Linked DNA regions of Homo sapiens: region 2 is linked to region 1. Evidence: read pairs that join two places in POLR2A ChIA-PET (ENCODE). Cell type or tissue: Panc1. All regions are shown on one strand. Each heading gives the region's core, and the rest is flanking DNA. Links, peaks and the distances in the headings are about the cores only.

The links. Peaks named below come from ENCODE experiments on the same cell type or tissue, not always from the same donor. Only the 100,000 strongest peaks of a DNase experiment are listed, where the experiment ranks them.
Region 2: POLR2A ChIA-PET joins it to region 1 with 6 read pairs; 3 of 35 experiments call an interaction of 5 or more read pairs at or near these places.

What each region holds. Positions count from the first base shown.
Region 1 is chr3:12,261,419-12,264,333 of GRCh38, reverse strand. No RefSeq gene overlaps it. Among named protein-coding and RNA genes, the nearest start is that of PPARG, 26 kb to the left of the region's middle. In Panc1, for the core only: no CTCF peak of the experiment used is centred there; no DNase peak of the experiment used is centred there.
Region 2 is chr3:12,455,926-12,458,840 of GRCh38, reverse strand. No RefSeq gene overlaps it. Among named protein-coding and RNA genes, the nearest start is that of TSEN2, 27 kb to the left of the region's middle. In Panc1, for the core only: no CTCF peak of the experiment used is centred there; no DNase peak of the experiment used is centred there; H3K27ac peaks cover 1,521 bases.

The DNA of each region.
Region 1 (2,915 bases), core at 178-2,677:
TTCCATATGCCAGTCATCCTATCTTGGAACTCCTCCTCCATCTCAGACCAAACCTCTCTCCTGCTGCATGACTTTTCCCATGTGACCCTTTAAATAAATTCTAAGATTTTTCCCATAATTAATTAATCTCAGAAATCAAAATGAAACATGTCACCAGGGCCTTATTTAAAGCCAAGAAATCTGTTGGCTATTATCCAGCCTTCTTTCTAAATTAAACAACCCCAAATACTATTCTCACCATCCTTATTTGTTAATATTAGGCATTTTCTCCTCAGAGAACGAGGGCCTATACAACAAAGACTTTTGATATGTGCACACCTTAACAAGAAGCACACTTATATTTCATTTCAATGATATATAAGGACGTTTTCCTTTAAAATTTCCACATCCATGTGCTTTAAAAAGACTCACATAGTAGAAATGAAATTTCCTGAGTAAAATACTACCATTTTTCATTTTCTGAATGATCCAAAGTATAACAGCTCAAAATCTTTTCTCAAAGTCTGACTCTTTGGGCCTAGTAACAATTTAACATACAACTAAATCTTTATGATTTACTGATGGGTTACTTGAATTATACTTTATCTTTGGTGACTCAGCTCTTCCCCACCTTTGCCACTTTGCCAAGTTCAAGGATGCTGGGAAAGGAAACAGAACTGAGTCAGGGTCAAACATGTAGAGTCTAATCATGGGGTGTGTGTGTGAGAGAGAGAGAGAGAGAGAGAGAGAGAGAGAGAGAGAGAATTTGTTTAATTCCCAAGCCAAACTCAAGACGGTCCATTGTAGTGCTGGAGGAGATGGTTACCCCATTCTCCATGATGTTTTTATGTCACAGGGCCATGCCTGTATCAAACATCTCATGTGTGCCATAAATATATGCACCTACTGTGTACCCACAAAAATTAAAAATAAAATAAAGAAAGCTGGAAGGCACATTAAAAAAAGACTGTTATTTTTTAAAGTCTCTCCCGTTGAGTTAGATAAATTGTTACACATAACTAAAGAGAAAGCTGGACACTTTCTTCCTGCCTTCCTTTTCCCCTTTTCCCTCCCTCACTCCTTCCTTTCTTCATTTCTAATATTCTCATTTCAGCTTAAAGCAAAAGGTTCTTTAGCAGCAGGGTAGGTAGGATACCCTACATCTAACCCTCAGCTTGATTTCTTCTAGTCCTTAGGGTGACATTGACCTGGCTCTGAGGACCAGTGCACCCCAACTGCTCCGATGTGCTCTCTCGGCTTGTTGAGACCACAGCCTCTGCACAGCAGTTCACCCCAGAGCCTCCTGTGCCTGGCTGCCTTTGTCCTTCTCTCTCCTCTGTTCGCTCCCCACTCATTCCCGTCTGCCTTTCTCTGTCTCTGTCTCATGCCTCCCTGCATCTCCACATCTGCTGTTCTTCTCTGCTTCTCTTTCATTCACTAACATTTTCTCCTTTTTTCTCACTGAAACCTCGAAACTATAATAGAAAACATTTTTATTCTTGAATTTAAATAGAAAAGGTGATTTGATAAATTAATTTCTTTAAAGATATCATTGTTGCAACTTCTAATTTTTTTTCCAACAAGTTGGTGACCTTTGACGGAAACACAGCAGCATCACTGCAGCTTACAGAATTACTGCTTAGCAAATGCATGAGACATTCAGAGGGACTTCTGATCAGTTTTCTAAGTTTCTTATGATTATCTTTTTTTTTTTGAGGCAAGGTCTCACTCTGTCACCCAAGCTGGAGTGCAGTGGCTCACTGCAGCCTCTGCCTCCCGGGTTCAGGTGATCCTCCCACCTCAGCTTCCCAAGTAGCTGGGACTTCAGGTATGTGCCACCACACACGGCTAATTTTTGTATTTTATTTATTTATTTATTTTGTATTTTTTGTAGAGATGAGGTTTCACCATGTTGCCCAGGCTGGTCGTGAACTCCTGGACTTAAGCCATCCGCCCTCCTTGGCGTCTCAAAGTGCTGGGATTACAGGTGTGAGCCACCACGCCCTGCCTCATGATTATCTTAGAAAGAAAACATAATAAACATTGAAATGCATAATGATCATTTGTATTTTTGTTTGAGACGGAGTCTCACTCTGTCCCAGGCTAGAGTGCAGTGGCACAATCTCGGCTCACTGCAGCCTCTGCCTCCTGGGTTCAAGTGATTCTCGTAACTCAGGTTCCTCAGTAGCTGGGATTACAGCTGCCCACCACCATGCCCAGCTAATTTTTGTATTTTTAGTAGAGATGGGGTTTTGCCATGCTGGCCAGGTTGGCCTCGAACTCCTGACCTCAAATGATCTGCCTGCCTCGGCCTCCCAAAGTGTTGGGATTATAGGCCTGAGCCACCGCACGACACCTGAAATGCATAATGCTCTTTCAGCAGGGTTGCCAACTTTAGCAAATAAAAATACAGGATGCCTAGTTAAATTTGAATTTTGGATAAACAAATCATTGTTTAGTGTACATCCCATGCCATATTTGAGACAAATTTATACTAAAAAAAGTACTTGCTGTTTATCTGCAATTCAAATTTAACCAGGCACTGTGTATTTTGTAATTGACTATATTCATAATATTTGTGTGTGTATATATACATGTGCGATATTTGTGAGCTGGGTGTTTTTTTTTTTTTTTTTTTGAGACGGAGTCTAGCTGTGTCACCCAGGCTGGAGGGCAGTGGCATGATCTCGGCTCACTGCAAGCTCCGCCTCGCAGGTTCACGCCATTCTCCTGCCTCAGCCTCCCGAGTAGCTGGGACTACAGGCTCCCGCCACCACGCCCGGCTAATTTTTTTGTATTTTTAGTAGAGACGGCGTTTCACCGTGTTAACCAGGATGGTCTCGATCTCCTGACCTCGTGATCTGCCCGCCTCGGCCTCCCAAAGTGCTGGGATTATAGGCGTGAGCCACCGTGCCCGGCCGAGCTGGGTGTTTTTA
Region 2 (2,915 bases), core at 302-2,801, 190 kb before region 1:
GGGCAGCGCACCCAGGAAGAAGGCAGAGGACTTAGCCCAATGTTACCTGCTGTGTATGTGTTATCTTCGTCAGACCTGCCCATCATGCCTGCTTGACATTAGAGGAAATTAAAGGTCAGAGAAAGGGGGTGATATGCCCAAGTAAGGAGTTCCAAAAACGTAACAGTCTGAGGTAGACCAAGAGATCAGAAACAAGAGACCAGAGGTGGGATCAGGTCTAGGTAATGTGGCTCCCAGGAAGCAGAGTGACTTTTTTTTTAAGCACACATACATTAGACATAATTTAGACACGTTATAAAGAGCTCTGCGTTTGCAATGAAGTAAATATGACTCTGAAGGACTGTCTAGTTTGCTAGGCTGTGCTAATGATTAGAGAGCCTGCTCGATGAGTAGCTACTTACCAAGCTCCTCCTGACTACAGGGGATCGAGATTACAAGAGGTAAAATAACACCCCTAATTCCAAGAGCTTCCCAGGCTATGGTGTGGTTGGACAAAGTCCTACAATAATCTAAGTTTGACTGTGATGAGGATCAGAATCACAGGACTATGGGAGAACTAAGGAGGGAGTCAGGGAGCATCTGGCATTGAAGGGTGAATTCACTGTTGACAGCTCAACAAGGCTTTGTGGCCCTGTGTAGCTGGAACTCATGGGTAGGAAGGGCAGAGGCTGGAAAGGCTGGCTGATGTCAGATTGTGAGGGTCTTGAATGATGGGCCATTTTAACTTTATCATGTAGGTCATAGGGAGCCACTGAAGGTGTTTGAGCAAGGGAATGACACAACCAGAGGGCTCTTTAGGAAGACTGATCTGATGGCTGTTACACTTGGAGTCAACAGGAAAAATAAGAGTGTTCTTTAGGCCCCTTCCTTTTTAAAATTTATTTATTTGTTTATTTATTTTTTGAGATGGAGTCTCGCTCTGTTGCCCAGGCTGGGGTGCAGTGGCGCAATCTCAGCTCACTGCAACCTCCGCTTCCATGTTCAAGCAATTCTCCTGCCTTAGCCTCCCAAGTAGCTGGGATTACGGGCATGCACCACCACGCCCAGTTAATTTTTGTATTTTTAGTAGAGATGGCGTTTCACCATGTTGGCCTCCCTTGATCTGCCTGCCTTGGCCTCCCAAAGTACTGGTATTACGGGTGTGAGCCACCACGCCCAGTCAATGTATTTATTTTTTTGAGACAAGATCTTACTCTGTTGCCCAGGCTGGAGTGCAGTGGTGCAATTATAGCTCACTGTAACCTTGAACTCCTGGGCTCATGCAATCCTTCTGCCTCAGCCTTTCAAATAGCTAGGACCACAAACCTGTTCCACCACACTCAGCTAATTTTAAAAATTTTTTTGTAGAGATGAGATCTCACTATGTTGCCCAGGCTGATCTCGAACTCCTGGACTCAAGCAACCCTCCTGCCTTGGCCTCCCAAAGTGCTGCAATGACAGGCATGAGCCACTGTGCCTGGCCTGGGCCCTTTCCTTAGGCTCCATGACTGAATGAAAGAGCAAACATGATGAATTGAACACCTACTATGTGTTAGGCACTTGCTGAATTTAGAAATAAATAAATGTCTTGTGTTAATGCGGTGATTACTCAGTCACCAGAGAGCAGATGATAATTTGGGGAATGGGCAGTACTGCTAAAACCCAACACCAAGGAGAGGGGCAATCTCCAGCAAAGAAAGACACAGAAGAACCACAGGATGGTCAGGAAAACTCGTTCAATAGCCTGGAGGCTGCTCTACAGCCACCCTCAGAGTTCACAGTGACGGCGCTGGCAGTGAAAAAGTCACTGATAGTCTGGGTGCTTTGCTTGCCAATGCAGGGAACCACTTATTTTATCATGAACGTGAATAAATATGCAATGAGCACAAACAAAAACAGTGACAGGTGCAGCCCCTCCCTCTGGGTCCTCCTGGGCTATTGGGGATAGCTTGAATGATGCTCCAGTGAAACCAGATGAAGTGGGTGAAGCTGAAGGTGGACGGTGGGCCACACAGAGTGGCCTTCTCAGTGCTCCTGCCTCACCTTTGATTAAAGGTGGGCCATGGGGCTGTGGCCTTTAATCCAAGACCAGATACTCTGAGACCCACCACCTCTGTATTGCCTGGGCTCAGGCCACCATGCACAGGTGTTGCTGCCACTAACCAGAAAAATGGCTGTCAGTCTTGGGCTTCCAGTCACTGCAGCCACAGAAGGGGAACCTCCGTGTTGTGCTGCTGGAGATAAGGTTTGGGGGGCTGATGTCCACTGTCCAACTCCATGACTCTCAGTCGAGATGCATTCCTGCCAAGCCTCCAGCTGCTTTGTCCTGGATACCACAAAGGCAGATGCAGGCCCTGAGCCCACCTTGCTCAAGGCACGTGCCCAAAGGCCACCTGATCCCAGCTCAGGCACCAGTGGCTCCAGTTACTCCCTTCCAGAAAACCTAAGGTCCTAAGAGTTCAAAAGAGGGCGAGGCCATAGAAGGCCAGAATGACCGTGGAAGTGAACCAAGAAAGACGAAGAGAAGAGCTTAAATGAAGTAGGACAGAAAATATTGAGAAGGGGAATAGAAAACAGTGACAAAAGCTGCAATTGCCTTTTTGTTTAGGGTAGGTGTATGCTCTTGGCAGGATAATTCGTTGGCCTATTAATTTCTGCCTTGTTCTTGTGAACATACGAGAGACCCAAGAAAGAGGCCAAGGCCCAAGAAAAATCAACTTTCCTCCAGAGAATGTCATACCCCTGAAATCCTGTGCTCCCAGAGGTGGTGGAGCTGACTATTCTGGAGGAAGAGGGGCTCAAGGGCTAGACAGAATAGAAATCAGGGGGCTGTGTCCATGGAGACTGGTGGAGGCCTGGGAGGCGGTCTGGAGCTGAGCCGCCGATGAACCTGCCGGCTTGGAGGCCCATGGCCTGGGGACCTCGGTCAGGGCCTC